2 separate regions of the Homo sapiens genome follow, and region 1 is linked to region 2. Evidence: chromatin loops called from intact Hi-C (ENCODE). Cell type or tissue: mammary epithelial cell. All regions are shown on one strand. Links, peaks and the distances in the headings refer to the core of each region. The heading gives the core; the rest is flanking DNA.

Region 1 (16,694 bases), core at 3,018-11,017, 750 kb before region 2:
TTACCTTCTCCTGAGTAAGCGGAGTCATGTGATTCCACTTCTATAAAGTTCTTGAACAAGTGAGAGGAGCCTCAAATGGGGAAAAAAGAGTCAAGGTAGTTGTGTGGATAGAATGAAGATGAACTGGGAAGGAGTGAGGAAACATTCTAAGGTGAAGGTCATGTTTCATGTTTTATAGGAGTTTAGGTTAAACAGATGTATGCAATTGTCAAAACTCAGTGAAAGTATACTTAAGATCTGTGCATTTCATTGTATGTAAAGTAAAAAAGGAAGAAAAAAGCAATCAATTGCTTTCTATCCCTTCAATGCTGTTGTTTCCTCGGCAATTCTGTCTCAGAAAAAATCCACTATTCACTTATTCACTCAGGGCCAAAATCTTAGAGTCATCTTTGACTTACCACTCCAGTTTATCAACAAATAATGTTGTCTATACCTTCAAAATATAATTGAATAAATTATGTTTTAAGTTTTGCATTACCAATATTCTAAGCCAAGCCACCATCAACTATTTCCCGAACCACTGCAAACCTCCTAATTGTTCTCTTGGCTTCCATTTTTGCCCTGATGCCCACCCACTCCTTTCAGCCCCATAGTCTAGTCTGTACACAAAAGCTATATTGAATCATATAAAGTCAGACCATAGGTCTCCCCTGTTCAATGGCTTCTCTGCACAGAATAAAATCAAAATATATTTTTCTTCATGGATGACAAGATGCTAAATTATCTGGTTCCTGCCAAATTCTCCAAATTCACCTTTAACTTCTTTCTCCTCTCTCATATCATTCTAACCATGCTGGCTGCCCTGATGCTCTGCCAAGCATATCCCTACCTCTCTGCCTATATTGCCCTTCCCCAGATAATAACACAGCCCACTCCCTTACTTCAATCAAGAATCTATTCTTATTTTACTTTCTAAGAGAGGTCTTTTTGACAACTCCCTCTAAGTTACTATCCCCATTATTCTTTATTCTTTACCCTATCTTATTTGTTTTCATAGCATTCATCATTCTCTGACCATGGATTACTTGCTTCTAATTATTTTCTGTACTTGGATACAATCTTCACAGAGTCAAAACCTTTATTTTTTCCACTGTAATATTTCTATTACAATTCCTAAAATCTGGAACACTACAGGTGGTCAAGAAATACCTCTTAAATCGATAAATTAAAAAATAAGTTATTCAGTAATGTTTTTTTAATTCTCTGTGGCAGACAGTAAAAGATGACCATCATCAATTTCTTCCCTCTCTTTATGTGTCTGCTCCTATTCACATCAAATGGAGTTCAATCTCCATCCATTTAAATTTATGCTGACCTTAGTGACTTGTATTGACCAATGGAATGTGGTAGAAGTGAAGTTTTGAGACTTTCATTAGAAGGTCATAAGAAGATTTGGAGTTTCCATCCAAATATCTTAGAAAAAATTCTTTGACTCTCCACTGGGAAGCTCGCCAAAATACTGAAGGCCAATTTGCCAAAAAAGGCCACATGTAAATTCTCCAGTTGGCAGACCAGTTGAGCTCCCAGCTGACAGCAAGAATCAACTGAGTAAGCCATATTGGGTGCACAGCTGAGTCAAACCTTCAGACAACTCCAGGTACAGCCACCATTTTATGACATTGCATGATGGATCCCAAGCAATAGCCTTTTAGCTGATTCTAGTCAACGCACAAAGTCATGAAAGATTAATTGTCTTAAGCTACTAAGTTTTGGGCAATAGATGTTGCAGCAATAGGTATCTAGATACACTTCAAATTATACTTTTCCTTCAACTCTATAAAACCTCCATGTTTTATAGTTGTTTTAGTGTACCTCAATCTATAAATTTCCTGACTCACTATTGTTCTTCAAGTATTCAGCTGATATCTATAAATGTAAACAACTTAATAGATCATGTACATTCTCTGTGCACCTTCCACAAATACCAATATTATAGTAGGACTTACAATATATGAATAAACTATACCTATTTTATATTCCTTATGCCTCAGGTGTGAGCAAGTTCATTGAATCACATGCCCAATTCCCCTACTTCAACTCTTCCACTTTATGTGCATCTTCTTTGCCTTTGATAAAACTGCAACCCCATCCTTCATCCTATTTGTATTTAAACTACATTCTTCAAAGACTCAGTCCAAGTCTTTAATAAATAACTATAAAATATTTTACCTTTGGTTTAGTAGCATCATCAATTTATCAATATTTATTTATTAAGTCTTAACTATTTATAGATAAATTTATAAGGCTTTGTACACAGAAGATGAATAAAGCTTGATTCTAAACTCAATGTCTTTTTAATCCAAGTGTGGGAAGAGAATAAAGCTCATAAAATGCACTTAGAATGCAAAACATTATGTAATGTCAAGATGATCAACACAGGGAAGACTGTGGAGGAGGCAGATTGACGGTGACGGGTACCTGCTGGCTTTGTGGGATGCCCCTTAGGCTGCAAAGGAACCCTTGGCGAAGCTCCCTCATGGGTTTCTAACATTATCAATTCAGTGCCTACATTGGAAATGAGAACTTGAGGACCTGGAATTTGCTTTTAAAAGCCACTTTTCTTGCCATCCACTCCATCCCTCTGGGCTGCTGTCTCTTGCCATAAATCTTAGCTCTGGGAACTCCAGGGCATCTGACTCACTGTGGAGTATCTCTTGGAAACCCAGGCTGGCTCCTACCTCAATTAAGCTTTTTTAGAGTGACTACTCCATACTTCTATTACAACGAGAAAAAAAAATCTCACTGTGAAGGCCTAACTCTTGCTATATACAGTCAGAAAACTTGGTCACAGTTAAGTGACTCCCCAAGCTACTTTGGGTGATCATAATCACATCACTTTTCTAATTCCCAACAGTCTGGTTTATAGGACTTCGTTATCCTATTGTGGACCTTTTGACGATAATTAAAACATGTCAGCAGCACCAAAATTCTAGTGAGTTTTTCCAAAACTGATAGGAAAGTTTATACAGAAGGGTAATTCCCAATTTCTTACATTTCTTCCCCACAACCCAGCTCCTTCAAAACAACTTGTAATATCTCTTTTCAAATATCCCTTCTAAACCATATTTAATAATTTTTAGCTGTAAATATGTGTTATTGTAGTATAATAAGAAATATGTATATGGTCTGTGCCCCAGTATCTGCCACCAAGCTCCTAAAACCTTTGTAATTTTCTGGGTGATGGGGTACCAAGTGCATCTTTTCTTCCGATACACTGTCTTTGATCCCAGTTTCTGACACAAAGTGTCTTATCCTTTGGAATTTCCTAGGTGATTTGGGGTGTCTTTTGTTCTGATGAAGAGACTGTTACTGGGCACCTGGATGGGAGTGGTCACCAAAAGGATCAAGCTATGATTAGAAGCTTAGAACATTCAGCTGCCTCATCCTCCAGAAAAAAATAGAGATGCTAGTGATTGAGTTAATAATTGATCATGCTTACATGATGAAGTATCCATAGAAATCCCTGAACACAAAAAATTCCTGAACATAAAAATCATGAAAGTGTGGAAAAGATTGAGGGTGGCATGCCCAAAGAGGGCACAGAAGCTTGCACTATCTCACTAGGTTCCTTGGTTCTCATGATCTTCATGTCCCATGTAAAATTCAGGAAGCATGGCTTGACCTCCCCACATTAATTCTTGTTTTTTATTGCCACTTTGGCTCCTCACATTAGTTTCAATCATCTCCACACTGCTTTCAGCTTCATGCCAGTTCTTTCTGGTGGACCCAAAACACAAGTATCTGGAGATGAAGGTGAAGAATCTTTCAGTGTCCCCTTCTGGCTCTGGCTATTGCTGGGGTCATGCCATACCACAAATTCTGCTGGTAGGTAGGTGAGGCAGGGACTTCAAGGCGATGGTATAGTCCTCCAGCTCAACTTTCTTATAGCCCAAAAACAGATGGGTAGACAGTACCTCATTGTTTTTGTGGCCCATCAATGAGTCCTGCATATCTTCCCTTTACCAGGGACATTAATTCATTTTCCTAGGTCCTGTAGTCAGGGACAACTTCATCTTGTTGAAGTTATTCTTGCCAATGATCTTGAGGAGCCAGTAGTTGCTAATATGGGTCTCCTCCTTAGCAGAGATGACTGAAAGGCCATTCAGCATGTTAGACTTACTGTTGGCTCTAGAGACAAGTTATCCCACGGACAGCTTAAAATTGGGAAAAGCTGGTAAGAAGCTAGGTCCATATTGCCTCAGAAGAAAACCAGATACAAAGTCTGTCTAATGAACTGATCACTACAGTGGTTTCAAAATACAATATTAGACAAAAAATGAGATAAACAAAACAAATACTAATGAATTCAATTTTTAAAAAATGAAAAAAAAAGAACTAGATAAAAAAAGGGAAAACAAAGTAGACAAAATAGAAGAAAAGCCAAGGAAGGAACAAGCTAATTTTGATCAAGTCCTTCAGGGCAACGAAAGTTACCTTCTAGAGCCAGAACAAAAACTTATGCCCAGCCAGGGACAAATAATATACGTGCTTGGAATTTCATAACAATTACAGTAAGAAATGGACCTATCATGCCTGAGACCAATTCACGCAGTGGTTTTCTCACTTTTTGGTCCTAAGAATTCTTTATTCTTTAAAGCAAAATAAGTGAATGCCAGATAACTTTTAGTTTATATGGATTATGGCAATTGATATTTGACCTACTAGAAATTAAAACCCATAGGATGATTTTTAAAATATTATCAATAAAAACTGGAAATGTGGTGTTTGTTCAGTGGAGAGGTGTGTCAGTTTGGGCTGAAAAAGTTTAAGAAAGTCTTTTGAAATAATTGGGCCACATGACAGGCCTTAAAGAATGGGTAAAATTTGATTAAGCAAAACAATTCAAAGGATATTTGAGGCAATGTTTCAAAAAGAGATAGATAGAGTGGTACATGTAAGATTTTGAAAGACATTTCTACTTCTTGAAGCATGGAGTAGGGCTGGAGTGTAATAGAAAATGGGGATGGAAAGGTGACTTGAACATTGATTATAGAGTAGTAATGTATTTCTCTCTCTAGAGTACGCTTATAAATTCCATTTGGCCAACTTTAGAGTCTGTATAAAATACTGGTTAAGTGCACCTATCCCAAAGCCAGGCTATGTAGGTTCAAACTCAAACTCTCTGACTTGGTAGCTATGTTACTTTGGGCATGTCACTTAACCTCTGTGTCTCAGCTCACTGTCTCTAAGAACAGGATAGCAGCAAGTGACCATGTAAGGTTGTTGTGGGATTTCATGTAATGTATGTATATAAATGCCCAGAACATTGTGAGTACTTGATCATTAATACTGTGCAGTTAAGGGAAAACCTGCAATGAAATAGCCATTTTGCCCTCTGCATCACACTCTTAAGTCTTCCTGAGTGTAGTGACAACTAAGACATTTTGTATTTTCTTCAAAAAATTTTCAGCATTGGTTTTGTTTATTGAGCCAATAATTTTGATAGCTAGACAATTCTACTCTACTTTTCATATTCATTACAATAGAATACCTTAGACAGTAGCCATTTATGTTTAATTTTTCCATGGATGTTTAATGCTAAAATTCAAAAAGGTTCATGGTACACTAGGTATCATTCTATGTGCTTTACATATGATCTTCACAACAACTTCACAAGCTGCAAGTTTTGATCCAGTAACTTAAGGCTATGCAAGTACAAAGAATGGTCGGTGTTATTCAAAAAATACCAGCAGCAGAGACAGCAGTGGTCTAAACTCAAAGACATTTGTTTTCTAGCACCTAGTTTTTAGACTGGAGTCAGAAGAACTGAGCGATTCAACATCTTAATTTTAGGGATAAGTAAACCAAGATTCATGAACTACCCAATATCACGCAAGTCGAATGCTCTTTCCATTTTCCTGCTTTGCTGTGGAATATATTTGAGGACTTATTTATGAAGATGATTTTATCTGGAATTTGGAAATAATAATACTTTACTGGGGTCAATGAAGCTTCCATTAAAAAGATTTGCCTCAAGGGATCCTAAAATCCTGCACAGCATCATGTCTCCTCTGTCTTCCTACTGGCTCCTTAATTTCCTTTCCTTCCCTCCCCTCCTCACATGTTTCCCATCTAAACTTCATCACCCCTTAACCAAAAGTCACTAGATTTTTAATATTTCCTTCTGAAAACTCACAGTCATATACATTTACTGGAAAATGATCTTTAAGAAAGATAATATGAACATATAATTTCTCAGGTATTTGGAAAACTCACGATAAAGATTACAATGCCTTGAAATTTGAGCTCTTTAGTTCAAAATCTCTTTCCAACTAATTTTAGAAAAGTGAGATTGTAGTCCTTAATGGGTGATTAGAATAACCCTTTAAATGCCTGTTTTTATTCTTCCTGACTTTTGTAAATATGCAACACTTCCTAAAGGAGTATCCAACAATTATCTTAGCAACTTTCCAAAAGTTGAACTGGGAAGCCTGGAAAGGGTCTGAGGAATTTATTCAGCCAACTCAGCCCCACCAAGATGTTCTTAGAGTCACTTTTACTAGATCATAGAGTCAACGACCTGACTGTGGAAGGCGCCACTCTTAGCTTGTGTGATCTTCAACTGAGAATGTAAGACAAAGCCTTGCGTGAGAGTAATTTATGAGGAATGAGGAAGAGAGGGAATCAAACATGAAAGAAGTGTAGTCAATAAAAGATTTGTTAAGCTGGCTACCACAGAACCACTCGCTCACTCTCAATTCTGCAAGAGCTTTGGAGTAGGCTCATGAATTGCATTCAGAATCATCTTCCAGAGGATGAAAGGGGACTTCCAGGTTGTGCATGCTGAGTCCCAGGCAGGGTCATGCAAGCAGATTCTAGTATAAGCACAGCTCCAGGGCAGAAACAGAGAGGGCTATAGCATGGCCCCAGGGAGGTACATCTGCAAGAAGCTGATCAAAGCCTGTGAGTACCTGTTTCAGAGGCCAAAGTCAGAACTGATTGAGACCAAGAGGATTTGAAGAGGAGCATAAAAGTAGTGTGATACAGGATCTTAGAGATAATCCAGCTAAACCTGATATTTTATGGGTAAGGAAACTGCAAGCCAAAGAGCAGATTCCATGATAATTAGGGATGGCAACAGAGCTAGAATGGTGCTAATTGCTCCTAAGCCAGTAGTATATGTTGTCTCTTTTCTCCCAATTGGAAAAACAATAATTTTCACAAGCTTGGGATGTGTCTTTTTGAAATTACATTTATTAAATGAAATTTACAATTCCTTCAGAGATGCAAAAGTTTGTTATGAGTCTGTCATGCACAGAAGCCACAATCTGCACTGTGGCACAAAGTGAAATGACGAGACCTCAGGCCCTTCTATGAAAATGACATCTAACAACTCAACATACAAGTTAAGGGTATGGGTTCTGGAGACAGACTGCCTGGACTCAATGTCTAGCTCTACTATTTACTACACTGGGACCTAGGTCAAGTTAGTTTGCATCTATATGTTTCAGATTTCTCCTCTGTAAAAGGCAAAGGGCAGATCTGAGGATTAAATGTTACATATGAAGTGTGTGAGACTATGAATAGAAAGATTTCACAAATAAAGTTATAAAGAACTCTAAGCAACTGGACTAGGCCAAGACTAAAATTTCAACTGTTGCCAAATGCCTGTAAGGTTACAACTAATCATCTTGTAACTGTGTAGATAACCCACAATATGATTCTTACATATATTTTCTGTCTTCCTTACATCACGCCCCTTGAAGCATTAACACTTGACTATGTTTTACTCTCCCATTTCTCTGATGTTTTCCTTCCTCTTTGACTTAGAACGCCCTCTGATTTTTCTTTCTGGTCATTTAAATCCTATTCATTTAAGTTTCCCCAAAGTGATTCATTTCTCACTAAATGACTACATCCCATGGGCTGGCCTAGAACAGGAACATAACAGATGCATGTGCACTGAATGAGCTGAGTGATGAATCACTCCTTGAGCATGGTACTGTTTCCTAGCTCTGGATAACCCTGGTTAGGCCAGTAGGGGAGCAGGAACAAACCATCCTTTCCACAAACATTCACTGATCTACAATCATAAGCATCGAGAGAGGCTCTGGGAAAATAGCAGTGAGCAAAGTAGATTTGCTCTCTGATCTTAGGGCATTTATAATAGACTAGTAGAGCAGACAATCAACACCTATAGTAAAATAAATCTAAGTTTACCATTGTGATAAGTTCAAAGAAGGAGAGAACACGGTGTTGTAATTGAAGAATACTGAGAACTGGAAGTAGATTTGACTTCTTCAGAAAAGTCAATGTATGTGAGAGCTGAACTATAACTGCAAGGTGACCAGATGTGTGTTCTGGGAGGAATCAGAAAGAGAGAATGGCTCAGGGAGAGGAACAGCATAATTAGAAGACCTTGTAAATTGAGAGAGTTTCTCCTGAGGATCAGCTACAAGAATCCCAGTAACATCGTGAGTGGGTGCACGAAATGCAAAGGAAATATGATATGCTGCGTAAGGCCTTGAAATTATTTGAACAGCAATTTCAAGAGCACTTTTGTAATACAATATATCCACCAAGTCCACTATTATGTGCAAAATATTAGTATTTCATTTCAGTGTGCTATGTTCATCCAAGGAAAGATCATGAATATTCGTTGAATTGGCATCATTTGGGTGGAGCACCTCCCAAAAGTTGGAGTATACCCCAAATCATAATAAGTATAGTTTTAAAGTATTAATCATTCCTGCTCATGAGAACTTCTTCAATTTATAAATTCATATATATATTAAGGTTTCTAGTTTCTACCTTAAGCATGAGTGTGTGCATATATATAGATAAATATAAAGAGAGAGAATATATAGAATGTATATATAAATATATATCTATTCATGTATATTCATGCTTGAGGTAGAAACTGGAAACTTTAGGATTTGAAGGGCATTTTATTTTTTTTAAAGTACATATGGAGATATCCTATTTAAGAACTCATTTAATAAAATTTTTACAGAAATCTGGCATACCCACTACAATTTTACAAACCAAGACTTACAGATGGGTACACATCTAGTTAATGACAAAAGTGGAGTGAAACCTAGAACTCAGGGCTCCTCAACCATCATTCATTCCACTGCCCAAGAAACCTGTGGAGCTTGCTGATTCCCGACAGCCTAAACGGCAGTCCAGAAATTTTGCAGTCACTTGACTGGAACCACCGGAGGAACCTCAGTTCTGAGCACCTAATTTCCTTTTCATATGTTTCCCAAGGCAACAAATCTCATCCGCATGCACAGACGTGTTAGCGTGAGCATGTGTGTGCATGCATGCAATCACACACATATACACACACACCAGAATAAGATATCTGTACAGCCAGCATACCCAAGGCTGCAGCCTAGATAAAGAGATAGTTTTATAAAAAATATCTTCACTAATGTGATCAAAACCTTTCTCTGCCTCCTAAGAAAGCATAACGGAATCCACATGAGTCAGTGACATGTAACAGGAATAACCTTGAATCCATTCTAATATATTTTAGGAGTAAATTACAAAACATGCAGCCCCTTATTACTGGCAAATTTTCTGTGGCACACTCATGACATGTCACAGCACACTAATCTGTCCTACAAGCTCAGTTGAGAACGTCTGTGTTAAAAACTGCTTCTCGCTTTTCCTTTTCCTCTCCTCCTCCTCCTCCTCAATTTCCTTGCTTTCTTTTCTCTCATGTGCCGCCTCTACATAAAATTCTATCATTTAGATTATGTCCTGATTATCATGGGAAAAATCAATAGAGCCAAGTGTTCACTTCTTAAATGCATACTTAAATGCCTAAAATGCTTACTTATTAGTGATGAACATACCTGTACCAGCTAGGACTGAGAGGGGCAAGCCACATGAAGCCTTGATAAAATGTGAACCTTCGCTGATCCAATAGAGCGTGCATATGCACACACACAGAAACTGACACCAGCTAAAAGAAACACTCATCTACCCAAATTTCTAGTGAGGGAGCCCGTTTGAGAAACCCTTTTCAAGCATTTCAAGCATTGACAAGGTGAGGCAGGGGGCAGGCAGTCAGGAGAAGGTTATTTTGAGGGTTGGTTTAATTTATGGGGTTTATTTGTATCCTGTAACGTTCAGCAGGAAACCTTGTAAATGATGTTTGCATGCACTAAACTGTGATAACTGAACTGATGAGTTAAAGACTTGACTGAACATTTAATGTTGCTTATTAAATAATTATGACGAGGTTTGATGAATGGCTCTGAATCCGTGAACTTCCAACTGAGATTTTCAGCATGAGTTTCATTAGACAGACATGGATGGAGCCTGCTGCAACCCAGCTGCAAATGAGCTTACAAAACATTTGAACTGGAAACCTTCAGATGTGAATAATTCAGCTGTCTTGGTCTATCTTTCTTGGTCCCTAAACAAGTATTTCATTTTCATTTGATGATGAAGTGGAGGCAAATTATCCTATGTCTATGGGGCTCTCTGAAGCATCATTGCAAGATATCTCCATATGCACTTAATGAAAAATTAATCTGTATTCTTTGTAAAAGGAAAAAAAAAACTATTCAACTTAAAAACAAAAGTCTTATTCTGAGATGTTAATTAGCTCCCTTCCAGAATACTCAAGTGATGTGTGCACAATACAGGTGAGAGATGAAAAACACTACAATTTATTGAAGCCTGTGAACTTGTTCAGTATCTGAGACAGATTCATTTGTTATAATGACATGTGTCATCCACTTTTGAAATATCTCCATGTACTGATATAAAGGCTCATTAGACCACCCAGCAATATAATTTCAAAAAAGAAAGTATTGCAAATTTAGGATTTTTGTCCTATATCTTAACTCCCTTATGTAGCTGTGTCTATTCTTGATAGAAGATTTGATTTAGCTATCTACTGACAATTCATATTTGTGTTTTCTTTGCTGATAGTTTTTTTATAAAGACAAGCTGAAAATCAACCCATCAATCAAAAAGAAAGTAGTCTGTAGTGGGGTGAAAGAGATCAGATTTGAGAGAGGTGGGCTCCATTGAGAGCGGCAGTGGAAGGTGGTGGCTAGGGGCATAGAATATAAAACCTCACTAATTGTACCTAAATCCCAATTCTACCTCCACTAGCTGTACGACAAAGTACAAGTCTGGCAGCAAAGGTGTCCCTGAGTTCTAGTTTTGCTTTTCAAGTGGCTAAAACTCCATCTGGAAAAATCATTAAAATTCGTTGGCCTTGGTTGCCTCATCTGTGAAATGAAGCTATTGAATCCTGTGCATGCACATATTAAAATTTATTTGATGATTTAGCAAGTAGTTGTCCAAATAAAGTCTTTGTAATTACATAAGGGTATTCAATTGGTCCATAAAAGTGTAATTTTTAATAAAATTAATTTAAAATCTTTTAATGCAAGATCTCAATGTGAAGTTTTGTTTATAATGTGCTGGGTGTTGTTAGTGGCTTAGAAATGTCAGTGGACCTTTTCCTGAATTTCTGTCTCCTAAAAAAATGAAAAAGTATCTAAATTAATTTTTACATTAATCAAAAACAGTTTGGAAGCATTTAATAAATGACAGAGAAGCACTGAAGATCATAACTGACAATGCCTCCAGACATGATGACCATGACGTGATTCTGATGTTGTTAAACCATTTTTCCCTGGTACCCCTCCTGATGCAGTTTTTTCTCTTGCATTTATTGCCACTGATCTTAGAAAAGAAAGAAAACAAAGAAGAGAAAAGGTGTCAGACAGTGAATAGGAATGTACCACACCTTTGTACATAAGTTTGATTTAGAGAATCTGAAGAAATAAACAGTAGATATGAATAACATTCAAATCGTGTCCTTGAAGTTATTATTTTATGCCCTTATTGAAATATTCTATCACCTTTTTTAAAATGTATTCTTGGTGACTATTTCAGTCAACTTAAATAAAGGACTTATATATAGATTCCATAAGTAAAATAATAAATTTAAAAATTGGGACACATACGTATTTCTAACCAGAGAGTAGTACAGCCTGTTTTCCACTCTGCCTTGAGGGAAGGCTGCTAACTCACTCCTTCCTCCACTGCACAGCAAGCCAGTAGTGTCGCCTTGTTTATTAGCCTGTTTTCTGCTGTCCTCTAACACCCATTCCTGTATTTCTTCCACTCTTTTTTAGTCTCTGGATTAGAGAGCAAATCCAGGAGCAATAATCTAGGAATTCAAATGTAACTGTTCTCACTATTCCATGAGCAAAGCTGTATTCTAGCAAGTCTTCCTAATCTACTTCTGCATTGCTCTTCATTGAAACATTATTCTCCCTAACACCCTGCCCAGATATTTTATTTTTCTATCCTTTTTGGTTTCCTGGCATTCAACTCTAAGATTAAATGCTGGCCTTCCCTGAAATAACCCCTAGCCTTCTTTACATCTCTGTTTCCCAAAAACTATCTCCCCAGTTACAAATTTATGGTCATCATGACCTGTTTTACGTTTTGGAATTGACCAGAAAACTTCATTTTAGTGGGAATGACTGATAAATAACTAAAGCAAGTAGATCTCTTTAAAAGAAAAGAAGGAGTGTGGAATGTTCAGTTAAACACTATCTGGAAGAACTGGTGAATTTTATAAACCATCTGAAAACTAGTTCTTTGTACTATTTAGAAAGCAATTAACAGATAATTAGAATAATTAAGAATTGAACATGACTTTTTGGGGGAAGTGTTAACTATTCAACACACTACAGTACACATATTTTATTTAAAAATTGTACTGAATTATTATAATTATTTTTAAAATTTTAATAATAATGTATAAAACATTATTCTGTTGTCACATAAATAACTACATAATAGCTTTGATTTTGCCTTTTGACTCATAAGGCTAATGAATGAATTTGCTGACCTCTCTTCTATACCTACCAAAGCCCCATCCATGCCTAAATATTGGTCCCAGGTATCCTTTTCTATTTTGTACTTATCAATCATTTTTATAAGTGTCTTGAATAATTCTTTGTTTTTAAAGAACAGTTCTGACAGGAATTTATCTATCACACTATTTAATTACATTTTATTTTTCATAAAAGGAAAGGGACGTACAGTAGAAATACCACAGAAAAAGCGGTGTCTACACATGCAAATTAGTTCAGAAGTTTGTTTAATGTGATCAAGCTACTAATCTGAATGGTATAATTGATATAACAGGTTGTTCTGAAACCCATGATAGTTTAAATTTAACAGGTTTCTCCCACCCCTACTATCCACTCCCCTCAAACAAAAACCACAAAAATAATAAATAAAATAAAGCAAGCGTGCCTTTTAGTACCAAATATAAAATGTATATTTTTGGGTCCCAAAATTGACTTTGATAAATGGTGTCTACTTTTTGTCTAATATCAAATCAAAAAGGGAGAATGAAAGTATCCAAAGTGGGTCAATATTGCATCAAAAGGGAACAAATTATGGAGTTGGCTTGGGCTAACATTACAGCAACAATAACAAAATTCTTGTTCAATGTTAATGTGTGACACCCACATCAACATAACAGCAAAAGGATCAAGAATGAGGCAGGGTAAGTCATGAGGTCACTGAGATTTCTTAAAGTCCTGAGTCAGACTTCAACTGCCTTTGTGGAAAGTAGAACAGTGATGCCTTTGAAGAAAGCAAGCCATCAATCTTGTAAAATACCAAGGCAATCATTAGTAAAAACAAGTCAAACATCCATCCTCTTCTCCCACATTCCGCTACCCCCAAATAAACTGAGCATATTGTATAAGAAAAAGTCACATACACCAAATAATTTCCCACGAAGTTTTTATCTGCAAGAAACATTGTCAGAAGTTGTTAGATGCAAAATGAGAAATGAAAATCATCAGTTAAAATAAATAAACCAAATGATGCCAGAATGTTGTTCCAAGAAAAATTGTGACATTTCAATTGCCACAAAAATTCTGACACACAATAGATAACAACAAGGAAGTTCCAAGTTTCATTTATATCCAAGATTCTGGGGCAAGTGCTTTTAGTCTTTTAGGCAGTCAATAAACAGATGGTTTCGCTAGCATTCAAATCCCATTTTTTCCCCATTTGCTCTATAAAACAAGACAATCAGACTAAGGGAATAGTCATTCCAGTTTTACATAGTTGTCGTGTGCATGATAATCTGATGTGTATTTTTCTTGAAGATGTTTTGGAAGGGGAGAGGGGTGGTGTGTTTCTTTTTCCAAACAAAACCGTAACATTTAAAATTGTACTGTATCTCACAAAATGCCCCCTATCAGCAGAGAGTCACCCCAGATGCTAGGTCAGCAAGGTGAATTAGGGACCACAGAATTGCTTTGACCACAACCATGGAAACAAAAGCTGCAGGACATGCCAAAATGCCTAACTCCAAGGCATGATCTCATAGTTTAATATGATGGGCAGGCAACATAAAACTTCAGTCATAGTTCACAAAGGGAAAATGTAATTTCTTTCTCCTTCAGTGGCAGTGATTTATAATATTTTGGCTTTGGATTTTCTTAGGTTCAGGCGTTTTTTTTTTTACTGACTCCAGTTTGTGGACAAGATCCAGACTGGCAAGAGCTGCAGAGCCTGGAGATGGTGGGAAGGCAGCCCAGAGATCAGAGATCAAGAACAAAGAAGACTGAGGTCTAACCAAAAAAGAAATAAACTTTTGTCTTCCATCCGAGTCCAACTCTTTCATTTGGGATAATACAGCTTCCAGAGTTCCTGGGAACTAGACAAACCTCATGTTCCTTCCTTTGCCACAAGTTGAGCTAGCAAGGGCTGAATAGCCCTACTATGTTGAGCCAAGAATTAGGATTGATTCTTTTCTTGCTTAGCATTTTAACTTAGAAATCAACCCTGTGTTAAACAACATAGCCACTTGCAGTCTGTCCACAAAATCATCACATTGAACTTACTTCCAGGCAATAAGGAGTTTTCCCTTCCAGTTATCCCAAAATGTCTTTTATCACACACAAAAAAAATGGCCATAGTCTAATTGGTGTAAAAGATGTATGAGTATGTATATGAATAAGTGTGGGGTCATTATATACGTGTAGACTGCATACGTATTTTCCTTCAGAGTAATTTAACACATTCATTTTAATAAAGTATGAACACAAGGAACATTCCAATAAACAGATGTTTTCTTACATATATTTTTATCTCACTTCATCTGTATATACATAGTGATATAAAGTCAATTTCTTTTTGTTAATAACCGCTGAATCATTAGAGGACAATTATAGTATCTTGCCATTCTGATTGAAAACATCTTTCCAAATAAAATGTGTTACAATAGCTATTACAAGAGTTAGGTTTTAGTTGAGATAATGTATACATCATTTAAAAATTTTAAGGATGGCCAGGCATGGTAGCTCATGCCTGTAATCTCAGCACTTTGGGGGACCAAAGAGGAGGGTGGATCACCTGAGGTCAGGAGTTCAAGACCAGCCTGGCCAACATGGTGAAACCCTGTCTCTACTGAAAATACAAAAATTAGCTGGGTGTGGTGGTGCACTCCTGTAATTCCAGCTACTTAGGAGGCTGAGGCAGGAGAATCACTTGAACCTGGGAGCCGAGATCATACCACTGCACCCTAGTCTGGAAGACAGAGTAAGACTCTGTCTCAAAAAAAAAAAAAAAATAAGGATAAACCATACAGCCATTTCCCCTAGATGTTGTAGTTGTACTACTGCCTGGCTCTGAGATGATCTACATGATCTCTTAAGGTCTCTTAGCCTCCTTGAAGTTAATTCTATGGTGATACTATAAATCTAATGCAATTCAGTTGAGTCTTAGAAGGCCTTCCATGTGTGTCCAGCCTGAATAGGGGCTTTGGTAAGTGAGTTCCAGAAGAAAAACAAGGCCAGGGATTTGCCTTTGGCAAACGCACAATTGTTGTATTAAAAGAAGCAAGATCTATTATTTACACACAAGATTCAGAGAGACAGTGGGAAGAAGAGCACAGGAAAAGTATGATAGAAGAGTACACGAGGTTCTAAAATGAATATAAAGACAATAAATAGAATAATAAAAGGCCCCAAATGGAAAGACATGTTTGGGCAGGAAATCTCACAGATCTTTGAAACAGGAAGGATGATAGGGGTCAGGTAACACAAGGGAGAACCATGAAACTTAATTTCCTTAACCATTACTGCCCAAACCCCACTAAATGGGGAACCATGACTCCTGATCTCTCTGCACACATTGCTATTAGAGCGCACTACCTCTTCTGAGTTAGGCAGAGAAGTGTAGGAGGAATACTCTGCTAATAGAAATGACAGGGTTAAGTACATTTTAAATGGAATTTCAACCATGAGACAAAATTGATGCATCTCCTTTTATTGCTCAAAAGCCAATAGAATCCCTTGATCTATTCCATTCCATTTGTTTCTGTCCTGCTGAGCTAAAGGATAGAGAAGACCTTCCTTACTCCAATAAGTGAATAGCCCTGCCTCTCTCATTGCTGCTGTGTCTTTGCTGACCTATATTTCTTGCATATGGATGGATTACCACTAGTGGGTTCAACAGATGCTATAATATCATTATGCAAATGCAGGTTCACTGCCACTCGGGGATCCTATAGACTGATCACTTCATTATCAGCCTTATCAGAAAATACAAGAGAATTGTGTCCCGTGCTCAGTGGAATGAGAACATAATTTAAATGAAGTAGTTTACTGTCTGGCTCCTCTATTGGAGTAGGAGATGAGCACAGCTGACCTCAAAAGCTGGGATATCAACAGGCATAGCTC
Region 2 (16,694 bases), core at 5,009-13,008:
GAGAGGCACTTCAAAAGCAAATCTCCTGAAATGACAGACCCACGTTAGTGCTGAGGGACTAAGGAGTGGGGAAGGACTGAGTGAGCCAGGAGAGTGAGCCAGGAAAACAAGCCCCTGGACACCTATGTGCCTTCAAAGTCGGCTGTCTTCTTTGCCTTGATCACCTGAGAAGGACTCCACATTCTTACCCAGTGTGATCTCCTAGGTGATATTGACTACTCTTCTCAAAACCATCACTTCAAGGTTCAGGCGGAACTGTGGGGTAAGGCCTAGCTCTTTCTTTAATGTTGTTTCTTCTTGCTAACGTTTGGAAATCCTTCTTTTCCACCTGCTCATGAGAGAAATTATCGGTTTCTAAGTTTCTTTTCATCTCCCTTCCCACCTACCGAAATAAAAATACAACACTGTGTGTGTGTATGTACATCATCATTTTCCTATTATTAAAATATCTGACATGCTTGTTAGCCAATAGTATAGATAATTTGCAAGCCTTTTGAAGATGGGATCCTACTTTTGGTGGCATGGAGAAATACAGCTGTGATTTCACATATGGCATCTTTCAATTTCTAATTAGTTTACTTTCAACAGCACCCCCATACCCTAATCCAACACCAATTTAGATTATAGTGTTAAAAATATCATCATAAAATGTAGCCTTGTACAAAGAGATGATCTAATTATTCAGCCTTGCTGTATCAGCCTAATGAATTATGCAGTCTTGCCTACAGTATTTCACCTGACAGAATGAGTGTGTCAAACACTATAGTGCATGAATTCTCCAACCAGCCTGTGTAGGTGCCAGAGCAGTGAGTGTTTAGTACCACGATCTGAGAGTCAGTTTTACGGAGCTTGAAGAGTGAATATTAATAATTCACATTTTTTTCTGTAGGGGTTGGGAATATGCATTATCCTAAGGGGCTTGTATGCACATAGAATATATGATATGTGATAATTGTGGTATATTTAATAATGTTCATTCAAACAAAGGGTAGGCTGTTGCATAATTACTTGCACATTATTCCAGAGTGGTAATAAAAAAATCTAAGAGGAATCCCCCAAGAGTTCCAACAAGTTTATTTGGGACAGATGAAAATCAACCTCTTGAGGCTCCCGTCAGGAGAACAAGAGGACATATTTACAGCTCTATCTGTTCACATGGGAGAAAGCTCAAACATCTACTCCAGCCACTTAGGTGTACTGAATGGCCGTTAAATGGAAACCTTCGGGTCTACTTGATTGTCTGTTCCAACATCACCGTGTGTGATTGTAGAGCTGGCTTGTGCGATCCCTGTGGACTGTGGAAACTTTTGACTGGTCTGATGGAGAGTTGGTATTTGATGACCTCTGAGAACATTGCTTATCAGTGCATGTAGACTCAGTATAAGTGTGGGTTTAAAGTCAATGATGGAGACTATGTATTCTTATTTTGTCTTATAAATAACACTCTCAAGAGTAATGCATGTATTGTAAATTCATTGTGGCTAAAAAGCCAAGTGCTCATTGGCATTAGCAATAAAAGAATGATAGTTAACAATTTATGGCCTTATATTCAGGTTAACTGGCTGATGTCAAGGGAAGATTTATTGGACATATAAGCCATGGTTTTATATCAGTGAGCCAAATTCAACCAATGCATTTTCACGAATTAAAAGCAGCTTCCAATTTTAAACCTATCACTGAGATAAAAAAAAAAAAAAAAACTTTCCCAGAGAAGGTACTTACCTCATTGCTTGCCAGAAACTTTCCTCTGCCTCACACTCCACCTATGCTAATGTTGCATGAAGAGAGAAGTTTGTATGAAGAAAGAGGGAGGAGGAGAGTTGGCTGAGTGAGGAAATACCTGCCTTGGGTATCAGCTCCCTCAGCTTTGCTCAGAACACCTCCATAGGAAATGTAAGTATTAAGGCACAATTATGTGCCTGGCCATGGTATGGAACTAGGTGAGAACTTGGAGCTTCCACTTGGTGCTGGACATAGGGACCTCTCTGTGTTGAGACTCTTTTCCCCAGCATGCGGGCCTCCTAATGGCATGGGGGCCCAGACCTTCCCCTAGCAGCACCAGCTTTCAGGCAGCATACAGGGCCAGGGATTAGTATCACCATTCATCCACTGAGGGATGATGGATGATATTCTCAAATCAGCAGGCCAAAGGTGGTTTAGGTATAATTTATACAAGTACAGGTTGCATGAACTTTAAGCCAGTGTGGGAAGGATGGGCTGGACTGTTATTTTATCAGTTACCTGACAGAGGATCTTTAATGACTTCATGCTGTAAGTTGCAAAACATTTTATTAGAGTCGACTCTAAATTATCTGGGGATAGAAGGAGCAGACAAAGCTGGACATCAGCATTTGTTGAAGCGAGCCGTATAATGAGGACCATTGGGGGTTAAACACAGTAGTAGGGAAAAGGTCATTGTTGTTGTGGTGCTTAAGAGCCCTTGATGGAAAAATAGATCGGGTAGATGCAATTCAAAGACACACCACTCAAGACTTCACTGCTTGCATTGAAGCTAAAATCCTGTCACTAGCAAACCAACCTAGTGGGTTTTAGAAATCTTTTCTGTTTTTCACATATTATAAACTTGAAGATTCTGTGGATCCTTCAGAGTACAAGGCCTTACAGAATGGTCCCTGGCTGGACCTATCCAGGAATCCATTCATTCTTTTATTCAACAAATATAGAGTGAGCATTTACCCTATGTGAATCCCTGTGATTTCAACAAAGGAATCTGTTGCTCTCCCCTTCCATGCTAGTGCAGGAGGACAGCAGCATGGAAAGAGGGAGGGGGATCCCAAAGAAAAGAGGAGAGTAATGATTCAGTCCACCAGTTCCAGCCTAGAGCTCTGCATTTAGCATAAGGCTCTCAATGTACTGTGAATCCAAAAGATGATTTGAAGAGGCCGGTGGAGATGGATAGGCCATGAAAATAGAGGAGCAAAGTGTGTTGTTTCATCTGTTTATGTGAGATAGTGGTCACTGAAAACAGAGTTGATCTTTACACTGAAATTTACAAGATAATTGTTCTAGTAGACCAGATGGTGATGAAATCAAGTTTTTGGCCTTTTCACGTAGTGTTCCATGTAGCCCCTGTAGCTCAGTCACTGGAGAACATACTTTCCTGAGGTTGGTGTAGTGGAAAGGCTGTAATCCTGAAAATCTGAAAGATCAGATTCTTGGCTCACCTTTCCCACCTCTCCTGGTTCCTTTTTCATTTGTGACATGAGGGTATTTGATTAAAGAAGCCCTAACAGTGACCCTCCAGAAATTTCAGTACACACACATACACATACACACACACGTACACACACACACACACAGAGATACTTGGCCTAAAAACGAGTACTGCCTAAAGGTATTCAGCGAGGTTAGCCTTACTGTGCAATAACTTGCAAATAACTTTATTACATTTCATCCAGTTTGAAAATTCTATGATTATATTTTTGTATGCCTTTCTCCTTTATAATTGAGCATCTATTGCAAATCTCTTATTATTTCCTAGGGTATATTACTTTCCCTGTGTATGTTCTAAGGAAACTACATTTTAAAGACAAAATAATCTGAGCAGTTGAGTGCCATACAAGGCTGGTAGGCAGGTACTAGTTTGGGGAGTTCTGCAACTCAGGCCTCTGGACAGGGGGTTACATACACCAAGAGCTAAGGATACCTACAGGGTGCTGACTTGATCCATTAACAGATCAGCAGTCTACAAACTAAATATCCCAAAAATCAGAACCTGTTGTCTTTCAATCCATTGTGGAAATAAGGGCCTTTATATGGACTCCAAGAGTATTCTGGTCCAGTGAGGCAATAATTCTCATCCTATCAGAGAATGTGTATTGCCCCAGTAGGACATGGAATGCCTGGGAATGTTCATCAGTATCCAAGTTTTCTGCATAGTAGATAATGTATTAACTATATCATTTACTCTGGTACCTAATAGTAAACAACATGCATTTAGGTACATTTTTTAACTACTAGAGCATATCTGTGTGCTCTAGAAAAAATGGTGAGGCTTTGCAAGCATTTTAAGTAGACAAGGGCAGGGTAGAAGTAAAATATCACACTTTAGTCAAAAATTCATGTGGCATTTTCTTATTTGAATGTTTATAGATTCTTGTTGGAGGAAAGGGAGAGATGGAGACATGAAGGAAAGAAGAGAAAGGTAGGAGGGAGAGAAGGAAGGAAGGGAAAAAGGGGGAAGAAAGGGAGAAAAGGAAGGAAAAGGGAGAGGGAGGGGAAAAGAAGGAAGGAAGGAAAGGGAGGGGGGAGGAAAAGAGAGAGAAAGAGAGAAAGAAAAAAGAGAAAGAGAAAGCGTAGGGGATGGAAGAGGGGAAGGAAAGTGAAGAAAAGGGGAGGGGAAAAATAAACCTAATAATGTGTGTGCATATGGGTGTGTGGCATGTGAGCAGTTGAAAATCTAAGGTTGGAATCAGAATCTAAAATGGAAATTTCAGTCATAATACTTAACTGGGTTGCTAACAACAGCTTGACCATCAGCCTTCAAACAATAAAGAGAATAATTTTTTGTTAAGAAGTTGACTCTGCCGAATGTAATGTGAAGAGAGTTAGAGATGGGTCATAGAGCAAACACACAGACATAGGGGAATCACGTTTCACGATAGAAATTAGTTTAGGGTGGTTAGAAATACTTCTAGTATTGCATTTTTTTTAAAAAAAAGCTAGAGATGCCCAGAATGTTTTCTTAATAATAACTAACATTTGCAGAGCCCCTTATAATTGACAAGGCTTTTACAGCAATTACCAAAGTTAATTCCCACAGTAACCCTATGAGTTTAAATATTAGACTTCCTATTTTACAGCTGATGGAACTGCTACTCAGGAAGTTAAGGGGATTTTCTCAAAATCACTCAGGAGTCAGCCATAAAACTGGGACCCAAAGCCAAACCTTTTCACTATGAATTGTCCTCTCAGCCTCTCTGCCTTCACATCCATTGAGGCTTCTGCAGTTACCTCTATATGACAAAGCTGTAACCACCTAGAGAACAGATATGCACTTCTCACAAGCCCATGGGCACCTAAAGCTACTTCTATAACCAACACAAAAATTTGGGCTTGGAGATCTAGAATTGCAATAAAATTGTTTAAAATACAGAACTAAAATATATATTTTTTTCTCAAATACAATTCTTTGAAGTATGCCTAACTTCTATAATAATAAAGCTTTGTCGTGATAAAGTTAAGAAATAAAACCATATGAGTTGCTGAGTCATCAACAGTGACCCTGCTTGCGGACGTTCATTTCTGAGAGACATAAGAGCTAACGACAAGCTTATGAGTTAACGCAGGTGGCCAACTATAGTGGTTACAACATCTCTGGGTCCACCTCTGCTTTCATAGGAACGTGCAATATGTTGAGAAACACACCTGCACATGTGGAAAGAAGGGAGAAGGAGAGACGTTAAAGGCAGGGGACTCAGGAATGTGTGTGCCCTGGCTAGGGATCAGAGTAAGCCTCGTTAGTTAAACTGAAGAGCCCGCCTTACAGAGCAGTGGAGTGAGAACCTAGAGAAAGAAAGAGACTGAAATGGCAGACTGAGAAGCTGGGTTTTATACTGAGAAGAGTGGGGTGTCATGATGGATGACAGAGTAGAAACAGGGCAGAGTGAGTGTACTTAGGGAAGACAAATCTAGTAGGAGCATGGAGAATCAATCAGATAGAAAAAGTTAGGGGTTTGGGAGACCTGTTGCAAAGATATGGTAGTATTATGGAATGAGGTAGCATGAACATAGAAATACCAGTAAAAAGAAATTATTATTATTTCTACTATCATTATTAATAAGGAACATTGTCAGAACTGGCTTTGAATCATTTTGAGATGTATGATCAAAAATGGATTTTGAGGAATGCTGGTGCCTCTGGAAATTAACAGGCATTTAAAAAAAAAAAAAACAACAACAACTGTGGCCGAGCACGGTGGCTCACGTCTGTAATCCCAGCACTTTGGGAGGCTGAGGCGGGCGGATCATGAGGTCAGTAGATCGAGACCACACTGGCCAACACGGTGAAACCCCATCTCTATTAAAAATACAAAAAAAAAAAAAAAAAAATCAGGTGGTGGCAGGCGCCTGTAGTCCTAGCTACTCGGGAGGCTGAGGCAGCAGAATGGCATGAACCCGGGAGGCGGAGCTTGCAGTGAGCCGAGATCACACCCCTCCTCTCCAGCCTGGGCAACAGAGTGAGACTCCGTCTCAAAACAAAACAACAACAACAACAACAACAACAACAACTGTGGTCAAAATGTATAGAAATTACAGGTAAAATCAGGTTTTAAAAATTTACAGCAGGATTTATGAGACTTTATTATGTAAAATATACATTTTTAATTTCTGAAAGGATGATAGAGAATGCTGCATTTTCTGAACATTTTAAAGTAACTAGAATCACCCCTTCCTTTTTCTTTTTTTTTTTAACAAGTAAAGAATCTTTTAGAATTTGTAGAAATGTCTTAAAGATTATTCTTGACTGGGAAATCAGAAACCTAGGTTTCAAGTTAGTTAGAATCTAATGTGTAACCTTGGACTGCTGTGGACCTTGATTTCTTCATTCATCTTGCTAACCTATTTTTCGAGATTAAGAAGATAAAAAGAGACTGCAGGGAAAGAATCGAGACAGCTATTTATTCAACAGCAAGTATAGCTGATGGACATGCTCTCTTATTGAGGCAATAATTAATTGGTCACAACCATGCCCAGTGCTCCTGATTCCACTTGATATAGTCCTCTAATATCTCAGGAAATTATCTACTGGAAACAAGGTCAAGCTTTAGAATTTTCCTCTAGTTTTACAACTTTATGCATACCATGTGATTATGTCAGTATGAATGCCCACAAATGGGATGGAGAAAGCCCGATAGCATCAGAAGTGTTCCTTCTCACCAATGCATGTCTTACCTCCTCAAATATCCATGTAGGCAACCCCTACTGTTGTCTCCAGATCATGGTCGCTCGAGCCCAGGGAAGGATGCTAGGCTTTTATGCCAAGATCTAGGGTCTGCAAGACAGAAACATCCAGGATAGAATGAGTATTTCATACCCATAGATTGAAGTTGGTATCACTTTCTGCACCTGATATTCTCCAACACTGTGTACAGATTGAAATGGAACTTTACTGAAAGAGATAACCCTCCAAAAGCAGTACTCCTTTAAATAAAACAAAGGTGGCCTGGCATGCTGGCTCATTCCTATAATCCCAGCACTTTGGGAGGACTGCCTGAAGCCAAGGGTTTGAGAGCAGCCTGGACAGCATAGTGAGACCCTGCCTCTATGAATATTTAAAACTTAGATGGGCATGGGGGTGTGCACCTGTAGTTCCAGCTATTCAGTAGGCTGAGGCAGGAGGATTGCTTGAACCCAGGAGTTCGAGGCTGCAGTGAGCGATGATTGCTCCACTGCACTCTAACCTAGGCAAGAGCGTAATGCTGTTTTGAAAGAAAGTAAAGCTGAGTATTGTCATATGCCTACTGTGTGCCAGGCACTGCCACAGGCATTTTGAATGTCATCTAAGTACAGCATCATGGACCACAAGATTGGTATTGGCCTCAGCTTGCCCTTGGTTTTGAGTTTTTGCTCTGCCATCTGCTAGTGTAACTTTAACCAAACCATTCAAATTTCTGAGCCTGGTTTTCTCATCTGTAATATGGTACCAATGTATAGGGTTGTATTGAGCATAACGTGATATAGAATATGGAATGTGTTGTTGTGCATTCTGTGATTCATTCATGTTAGGCTTTATTAACACTACTACTATTTTTTTCTCAGTACAACTTCAAATATTCTCTAACACAAATGAAAGAAACAAAGACTGAGGCCCAGAATGACAAAAATCTTAGGAAATTTGCTAAGTGAAATTTTATTACTAAAGGCAACAGGCAATGTTTTCCTATTTTCCCCTTTTCCCGAGTTGTGATCTCTCTTTTCAGATAATGTTCTTACGGATCTGAAGCACCAGAGAAAATGTCTCTATTTTGCTTTGACTTTTCTAGAAGGAGCTATTGTGATTTCCATCCAGTTTTGGAGTGCCAGAGTTCACCTTTATCATGCAGCCAAAAAGTCAATTTCTTGACAGCACAACCAACATATTTTCCCAGTGCCCAAAGTACAACTTGATGGAATGCTGTTTACCTTTCTCCCCCTTTTAAATCCCACAGTCTCAGCCGGGGGCTCAGTTCTTAGCACATTATTCTTTAGCCTATAGGAAAACTAACCAATCTTAGACCAAACAGAAAACTGCACAAAATTTAAGGTGAAAAATAGAATGATCTGCAGTGTGCAAGGCAGGTATTTCAAATTCCACATTGTTTCAGATGACTTCTTTAACTTTTAGGGAGAAGAAAAAAATTACAAATTAATTCAAATTAATTGTCATGTTGATCTCTCCACCATTCTACCCTCTTCTCTTCTTTCTTCTTACCTTCTTGCCTTCTCTTTCCTCCTTCTTACTCTCCTTCTCTTCTTTCTGCTCTCTCCCTCCTCTGCTTTTTTCTCCTTCTTTATAGCCATTGTAATCACTAGTGTTGACTTTTATTCAGCACTTACTCTTTGCCAGACACTGTGCTAAACACTCAATGTACACTACATTCTTTAGTCTGTCAAAACACAATGTACAGAACAATACATTTTCTGTACAAAAAGAAAATTAAAAGGCTGATGCCCAAAGGCTACAAAATCTCCAATGACAAAAACCATACCTGAGTGGGCTGAGTTAAGATGAGAGCCAACCATCTCAATAGAAAAGGCTTTTCCTACAACATAAATGGAACTTGTATTGTTACCTTAATGCTAATGTATTTTTAGGTAAATAGTGAATGGCTTCATTTAGGTATACATGTGGATTTGATATATCTACTTTAAAATTAGTTAATATTCTTTTAAATGACTCCCATTTTAATTGAATCATATATTGGAATTAATTCTTATATATTTTTCTGTGATAGGGTTATTTAATAATTATCCTGGGGTGAAGAGGGAAAAGTGGAATGCCATATTTATTCAACTTTTTATGTATATTTGTAGTCCAACATAGATCAAACTTTTGCATAGAAGGTATTTTCATTTCGTATAGTGCACATGTGAGTATATTTGTGCAAACATACCACAAACCATATTCCCTGGAGTTAATTTGCACATTGTAAGAAACTGTAGCAAGTCAATGTGGTATGAGGTATAACTGTATTATGGTTTTGAAGCTTAGCAGAACTGGATTTTAATCCAAGCCCTGTAATTCCTTAGCTATGTGACCTTGGACAAGTTCCTTAACCTATACAAAGTCCATCAAATTTCCTTTGGTGAAAATGGGGCAATAGTAGGCACCTCTTGCAGCTGTTGTGAAGGTTACATGAGAAAGCACATGAAAAGGTCTGGCATACAGTACGCGCAAGAGAAGCTAATCCCCCTCCTCCAACGTGATCCTTATTTATTGTAATAATGGCCCCTAATCTTTAGCTACACCTATATTGATCCCTTATCTATATAATCTAACGCACATGTGTATTATTATATTGTATGTGTGTGCACATGTGATACATGAGATACACTCACAACCGCATAGGTAATCATACTCCAAAGAACACACACGTATGCCACCCCAGGTGTACCCTTCAATGTAGGGTCAAACTTAAAGACGTATAAAACACCCACATACACTCACTTTAGTCCGTTGGTACTGTATTAGGACCTGGCCTATACAGAATTGTGAAAACTGATCCGATCCCTCTGTTGTGCCATGGTTAACAGTACCCACGTATGCCATAGATGTGTCCTGGCGCCATCTAGTGGGGGATCCAACTTTCTGCTCCATAGTGCCTCCTTAGGCTGGCTCCAGCCATTGCTCCAACTCACCATTTTGTAAGCTGCCTCCATCATCCTAAAAAACGACCATGCTGAAAGAGCTCCTCTGTATTTCTTGGCAGACCCTTTCCAGTTTTCATCCTGGGTGTTTCTGAACAGGAACATATCTCATTGAAGTATTTGCACCTCTACCTACAGACAAGGAAAAGGCTTGGAGCACCTCCATTCATTGTGCCAACAGGACCTGAATGACCGTGAGTTGCCCTGCATCATTTATAAGTCCATGTCTTCAGGATCTAGAAGGAAAACTCTGTATGCTGTAATTATATGGCTTTCTGAATTCACTAAATTTAGGAATATTTTATATATTTTTTTCAGGAGAAAATATATTCTTTCTTTCAATGAGAATATTGACCCACAAAAAGACACCACCAGTCAATTGTTTCAAAGAGATGAGATGGTACTGGTCATCCTTTAGCTATGAAGGAAGCCAAGCTGGTTATAGGGAATTGTTACTACTATACCTAGATTAACCCATGGTATTCAATTTTCATTTTTTTAACTAGTAGATTTTATATACCAAAAGCATTAATAATAGTGGAGAAAATGCAGGCCATTATGGCTCTGTCTATATAGCTAATTAGTTTTGTAAGTTCTTTATCCCATTCAAAACGTTAAAGGTGACTGAGTAACATGGAAGAGGATGAGGTGAGGAGTAAATGTACTGGTTTAAATCTTATTGATTGGTTAATTAGTCCACATAACTAGTACATGCTATTAAAAACCAGTCAAATCCTTATCAATGTTCCAATGAAGTGACCAGTCAAATTAATGATCCTGTTCAGGCTGCTTATGTCACAGTAAGGCATATACAATTTGGGGGAAAGTATCAACCCATGATTCTCGCTTTCCCATCATCTGCCCCAGATCTCTGCCAGGGCCCAGGGACGTTTGGACTGACCACTTTTATTATTGTTTCACAGTCGTCAGACCAATAATAGTGCTGAAGATGTTACCTATATGATCAATAGAAATGGCCGAGCTTTCTGCCTAAGCATTCCCCACCTGCCAGGATAAAAGGAAGGGTATAGGTAGGAAAAGGGTATGCAAGAGTGACAGAGATAGGTGAGATGAGGTTCATTGCTAGATAGATTTGGCCCAAACTTCTGCTGCTACGTTAATAAGCCAAATCTTATTGAAGAAGATAGGAATTCAGACAAGAAATAAGTAGATTGTTTTACTCTTTGTGTGTATGTAAATGAGAATTGTATAAATTTACTCAACCCGACTCATATCATGAGAACTTAACTCATTTGAAAGGCTTGGGTTTGTTTTGGCAACAGTTGAATGCTCAAGTTTGCCTTCCTCCTCCTCTGTTTAAGGGGCAAGTGACGTGCATTCTGTGTATCTTGAGGGAAATCAGAATCTCGGTCTCTGGGTTGGGGAGATAGAGAGGGAGGAAAGGAAAGCCCTGTGCTTTCATTATGCTTGAAGTTGCTTATTTGCAAAGAGGTTCTTCATCAGATGAATGTATCTATTATTCCACAATGGCCTCTCAGTTCTGCTGCCTTTGTTGTAATGTTACATTTTGTATCTAATATTTCTTGTTACTGCTTAGAAATCATTGTGACTACATTGGTCTTTATCGATAATTTTATGTAGCATAATCCATCACCATGTTAGATGTTGGGGCAGGGAAGAGGGTATTACTTTGTCTTTCACTTGGTACTCAGACAGCTCTCTCATATTGATTTCTTGGCTTGCATGTTTGTTAAATGATGATTTGCACTTTTCCAGTATTATGTTTATCCAGATTATGTTTCAGATGTGTCTATAACATGTCATCATTAACAACAAACATTTATTGAACACTTACGGTCTGTGGATCAGGCTCCAGACTAGGTACTGGGAATAATAAGAGAAAGGTAATGTGACCCCTACCCTGCAGGGTTTTAGTATCTATCGGACCATGTCTTTAAAAAAAAAAAAAAAAAAAAAGAAAAGAAATAAAAGAAAAAAAAGATACCTAATAGCTTATATCCAGTGAGTGCTACAGGCAGTAAGTACTCTTGGAGTTTAGAGAAGGGAGTGATTGGTGAGGACTGGATGGTCAGGGAAGGCTGTAGGAATGAGATGAAATTTGAAAGGCTTCTTAAAAGATGAGAAGACTCTCTTTATGGGTTACTGAATACAGTGAGTTTCTAAAAACCATTGTGCCAGGAAAAAAATGCCTGTATCTTTAAACTAAAATTGCCTTATACATTATTCATGAGTTTAAGATTAAGAATCAATATTCACCTGCTTTCCACAGGGCTTTGTGCTGAGTTCTATTGTTAATAGCCTTACACGCCTGTCTTACACACCAAGGAAAAGTCAGCCCTGTTAAGTTTGTCATTTAGATTTCTGTGGCCTAGTCAACTTTTAAGATTGTCTTTTGCTTTGTCTAAAATTTGCCCTAGTTTTTCCCTTATTGAAAGCCCTAGTCAGAAAAAAAAAGAAATGGATGTTCAATGACTTCTTAAGGTTAAATGAATTTTAAGAAAATAGGAAAGGGAAAAAAAATCATGACTTCCTTGTGAATGTTGCTTCATCACATCATAAGAAGTCAAGTCTGACTCTGGAGAGGATATTAGTCCCCCAAGGGAAATATCCATTTATGAGAAGTTCTAGGGGTTTTCTTCCATAGGAGAGAGATGCTCAAACATTTTTGAAGATTGAAAACTTCACTTATTACTTCTGTGGGACTTCACTGGTCTAGATAGATATTTGCCGCAGCTTATTGACAGAAAGCTTTGCAGGAAGACTGTCTGTGGTTACGATTATTAATATTCTAAGGACTAAGCCCTATGACTTTCCCAGTACCGGTTCTTTTTACAGAATTCTCTCTGTGATTTCTATAATGGTATTTTTTTTTGGTCTCTCTGTTTTGTAATTTATTTTGGCTTTGGTGGAATGAGAGGCAGGGAAGAAACGAAATCCATGTTTTCTTCTTTTTGTTTCTTCATACAGTGTACATTTAGGGACACCTATTGAGTACATAACATGAAACATTCCACAGATCTCCAGGAAACTCTAGCCTGCTTGTTGTGTCAAACATGTAAAAAGGAGTGAACATTCACACACTCTTGAGTTAATGGGTCAGAAAATAAAAGAATAAACTTTTTTTCCCTATAACTTCTATCCTCACTTCTACCAATAGTAGTGGGGTAGATTTAAGTATTCCAATCAAGGCCAATTCAATCTTCTTTATTTTAAAATAGTTTTTTAAGTGTGGTTTGGTCTAATTTGGGCAAATATTTAGTGAATTTCAAGTATAAATGCTCAATCAGGGCTATTTTCCCTTTCACAAGAAGCACCTCTGTGTCCCTTCCCAAGACGTCGATGTGTGCAGGGAAAGCTATGTCTTCTGGGACAAGGGGGTGCCTGTGGCCTGTCCTCCCTGCTGGCCAACAGAGTGAGGCTGGTCTAGTCTGATTCCTGAATACTTTGTGCTGGCATCTGCCTGCTATGGCTAATCTCATCTGTTTTCTGGGGGTGTTATGTTGGTGCTCACAGCTGAAGCCCATAGTCATTGAAATATATCGGTGTTGGAGAGGCCGTGTATTTTTTATTCTTCTCATCTAACCCAGTGTTACAGAATCTCAGCACTCCTCTGTCCCCCACCCCACTTTCTGCGGTATATGGGAACTCACAGTACCGCTGCATGCAATGCACACATCATGTGTACTCAGAGCTCTGAGAACCACCTATTTGAGACTTCCTGCCATCTTGGACATAGGGGGGCCGAGCAGCAGTCCTGGGTGTTCTGGAAGAACTCATTTTGTCTAGTCCGATGTTTCGGTCAACTTATTTCCCACCTTTGGCCAAGGCCCAAGAAGGTTAGGGCCTTTGATTCTCAGAGAATCAAACTATATTCTTATCCTGGGGACATCCACACAAAATCCTCCTCCTCCTTATCTGGAAAAGCACTCTCCTCTTCCTATCTGGTGAGAACTTCCCTTCTTGTCTATTCTCCACACTCTAAGTTAGGGTAATAGTCTAACATTGAGTTGCCAGGCTTGGCTTCTCATCTGGAAAGAGGAGATTTTGGAATTTCAAAAAGCCCTTCTCTCTTGACCAAGCTTGACTTTCATAACCTTTATGTCTCTGTAGATTCAAAACCCAATTTTCCTCCTTTCCTTGCACTTCTATTTTAATAATCCTTATCATCCCCAAAGCAACAGATTTCTCTAACCAAATATGGAGAACACATTAAACTATATAAATATAAATATTTATATATGTTTTTATATATAAGCCAAGTTATATATCTATTATATATAATATACATATATTACATAGATATGTATTACATGTATATATACATCATCATATATACATATGTATATATAATGTACATATATTACATATTCTATAATATGTAATATATATATGCCAAGTTACAACATCTACCAAAAAGAAGAACAAGTCTCCACATAGTTATGAGTGTGATTATAGTAGCCACAGTGGGTTAGAACAGTGAGGAATGGCTTTCTTTTAGGCAGGGGGTCTTGATCTGGGCCTAAAAGAAGGAAGAAATAGCATAGGTGAGAAGAAGAGGGAAAGGGTTCTCAATCAGATTTCATATCTTCCTCCCCCACATCCCTAGAGATCTGTATTTATAACTCATGCACATTTAGCACAGTCTTTGTTATCACCAAGTTACTCATAGACATGTTTTCTTGTAAGATTTATAAATTACCTGAGGATTGGGATAACAGCATTTTGTGTTTTATATTTCTGTCTGTAATATTTTCTGGCCCTGTGCTTACATATGGTTGGTCCTTCTATATATTCAAAAGTTAACATGCTTAAAAACTTAGGATGTTAAAATTATTTTTCTCTTAGCTTTCCATTTCAAAGCTGCTGTGTTGCTTTACCTCCTATATCACAGAAGAATATTTTCAAAAAGATATCCAGGGAGAGATTTGCCTTGAATGTTCTTCAAATACCAGTTATTCAGAGTCTCCTTTCTCTTCACCCTTCTGATCTGTGGGATTTCCATAAGGTGGTCACCTCCAGTTACTTGTTTTATTGTAGTAAAACATAAATAACATAAAATTTACCATTTTAACGATCTTTAAGTGTACAGTTCATGGGCATTAAGCACATTCACATTGTTGTACAGCCATTGCCCATCTACGTCCAGAACTTCATCCCCCCGAAGTGAAACTCTTTAATCATTAGATAATAACTCCTCACCCCTTCCTTAGCCCATGGCAACCACCATTATTTATGTCTCTATAAATTTGATTCTAAGTACCTTATATAAGTAGAATCACAAAATATTTGTTCTTTTGTTCTAGCTTATTTGGCTTAGCAAAACATCTTTAAATTTCATCCATATTGTAGCATATATCAGAATTTACTTCCTTTTCAAGGCTGAATAATATTCTATTGTATGCATAGGCCACATTTTGTTTCTCTCTCACCTCAAGTTGATGAAGAAGATAAAATGCTTGTTACTGTCCAATCGGCATCTATATGCATGCTAGTATTTTTGGTAACTTGATTCCCTTTATATTGTGAAATATGTGACTGTTTGACTTCAGAGCTTGAATACAGACCTTCCTAAAAATATATGCCATGTGGTACCCACCAGAAATAGCATTTCCTCTGAGGCAGTAAATAGTAATTCTGAGGTCAAGTCGAGTAATAGCTTGGACTTTTAAAAGAAAAACAAACTTTTTAAATTTTATGTCTTTAAGCTCTCTTTCTTCTGCAAGTCTTTGAAGTGGCTAGAGACATCAAACCACTAACTGGAGGAACACTAGTTCCTCGGACTGCTCATCCTAAAAAGATGCCCCGCACGAAAGCAGTATGGAAGGTCAAATCGATTTGTGAGTGTAGCTTTCAGTAGCACCCCTTGCAGGTCCTCTTGGTCCACATGCACTAAATCTCTGAGAAGTCTTGCTGCTTTAAAAAAAAAAAAAGCTTCATTGATTTTACTCAGCATTTTCCAAACACATCTGAATTCAGAATTAATTTTTAGTTGTTATTTTGGTAATACTTTGAAATATGCTGGATTAAAACAAGGTAAAATCTTTAAGAAGATAACAAAAGTCAGGGCATCTGAAAAACAAAAAATGTATAAGTGAGTCCTCTCAAAGCGCTGACCTCAGTGGATTGTGATCCATAGACAAATAAATTTGCCTCAATTTTCCCATCATTAGGACAAAGTCACTTAGATTCATAGTCAGATAATTCATATTATTCGTTTTAAAATCCTTTAGCTAAACTGAAGAATTTTTCTTGCCTGCATAAATAACATGGAAAAATCAATGTAGTAAACCCTTTTAATACTCTTGTCTGCATTTTTGTGAAAGGCATATAGCAATGTTATTTATATAAATTTGTTTAAATAAAATGCTGTGTAAATAAAATTTCTTCTACAGTCTTTTGCTGTATGGAGCAAGTAATAAGTGAAGGCAGTTAAGTCCTTTGTTAGAAGCATATTCACCACAAAGGAAACTGATTATTAACCATGGGGTCGGTCCTCAGGTGGTAGAATCTAGAGAGTAAGAGGAGGTGAAAGGCGAACGGTTATCAAAGCCATGAGTAAAATATTCAGTGGGGGCTATATGAGACTCATGGAGAAAGATGCATTTGCAAAATAGCAAAGAGAGCTAAAAGAAAAACAGTTCCTTGTTTTCGTGCCTCTGAAAACCTGAAATATCAGTTACAAAGGACTTTTCATAACTTAGTAAATTTCTTATTGTTTGTCTTTAACCTGCGTTTTTAAACTTTCCTAAGTAAATACCTTTAGTTTACTTTTAAACAAGCACCAGTGTTATTGAGGGACAGAGAGGCAGGAAAATACATGCAGAAACTATGTTTTAGGAAGG

The links. Peaks named below come from ENCODE experiments on the same cell type or tissue, not always from the same donor. Only the 100,000 strongest peaks of a DNase experiment are listed, where the experiment ranks them.
Region 1: it touches region 2 in a loop (3-fold over the local background); 2 of 110 quality-filtered maps call a loop at or near these places.

What each region holds. Positions count from the first base shown.
Region 1 is chr18:44,451,073-44,467,766 of GRCh38, forward strand. The region is part of intron 2 of LINC01478 (long intergenic non-protein coding RNA 1478); the gene reads right to left. Among named protein-coding and RNA genes, the nearest start is that of LINC01478, 72 kb to the right of the region's middle. In mammary epithelial cell, for the core only: a CTCF peak has its summit at 7,987; a DNase peak (open chromatin) is centred at 7,909; H3K27ac peaks cover 522 bases.
Region 2 is chr18:45,203,128-45,219,821 of GRCh38, forward strand. It overlaps a transcript of SLC14A2 not described here. Among named protein-coding and RNA genes, the nearest start is that of MIR4319, 240 kb to the left of the region's middle. RefSeq lists an enhancer at 9,883-9,932. In mammary epithelial cell, for the core only: a CTCF peak has its summit at 9,816 (motif pointing left); a DNase peak (open chromatin) is centred at 9,784.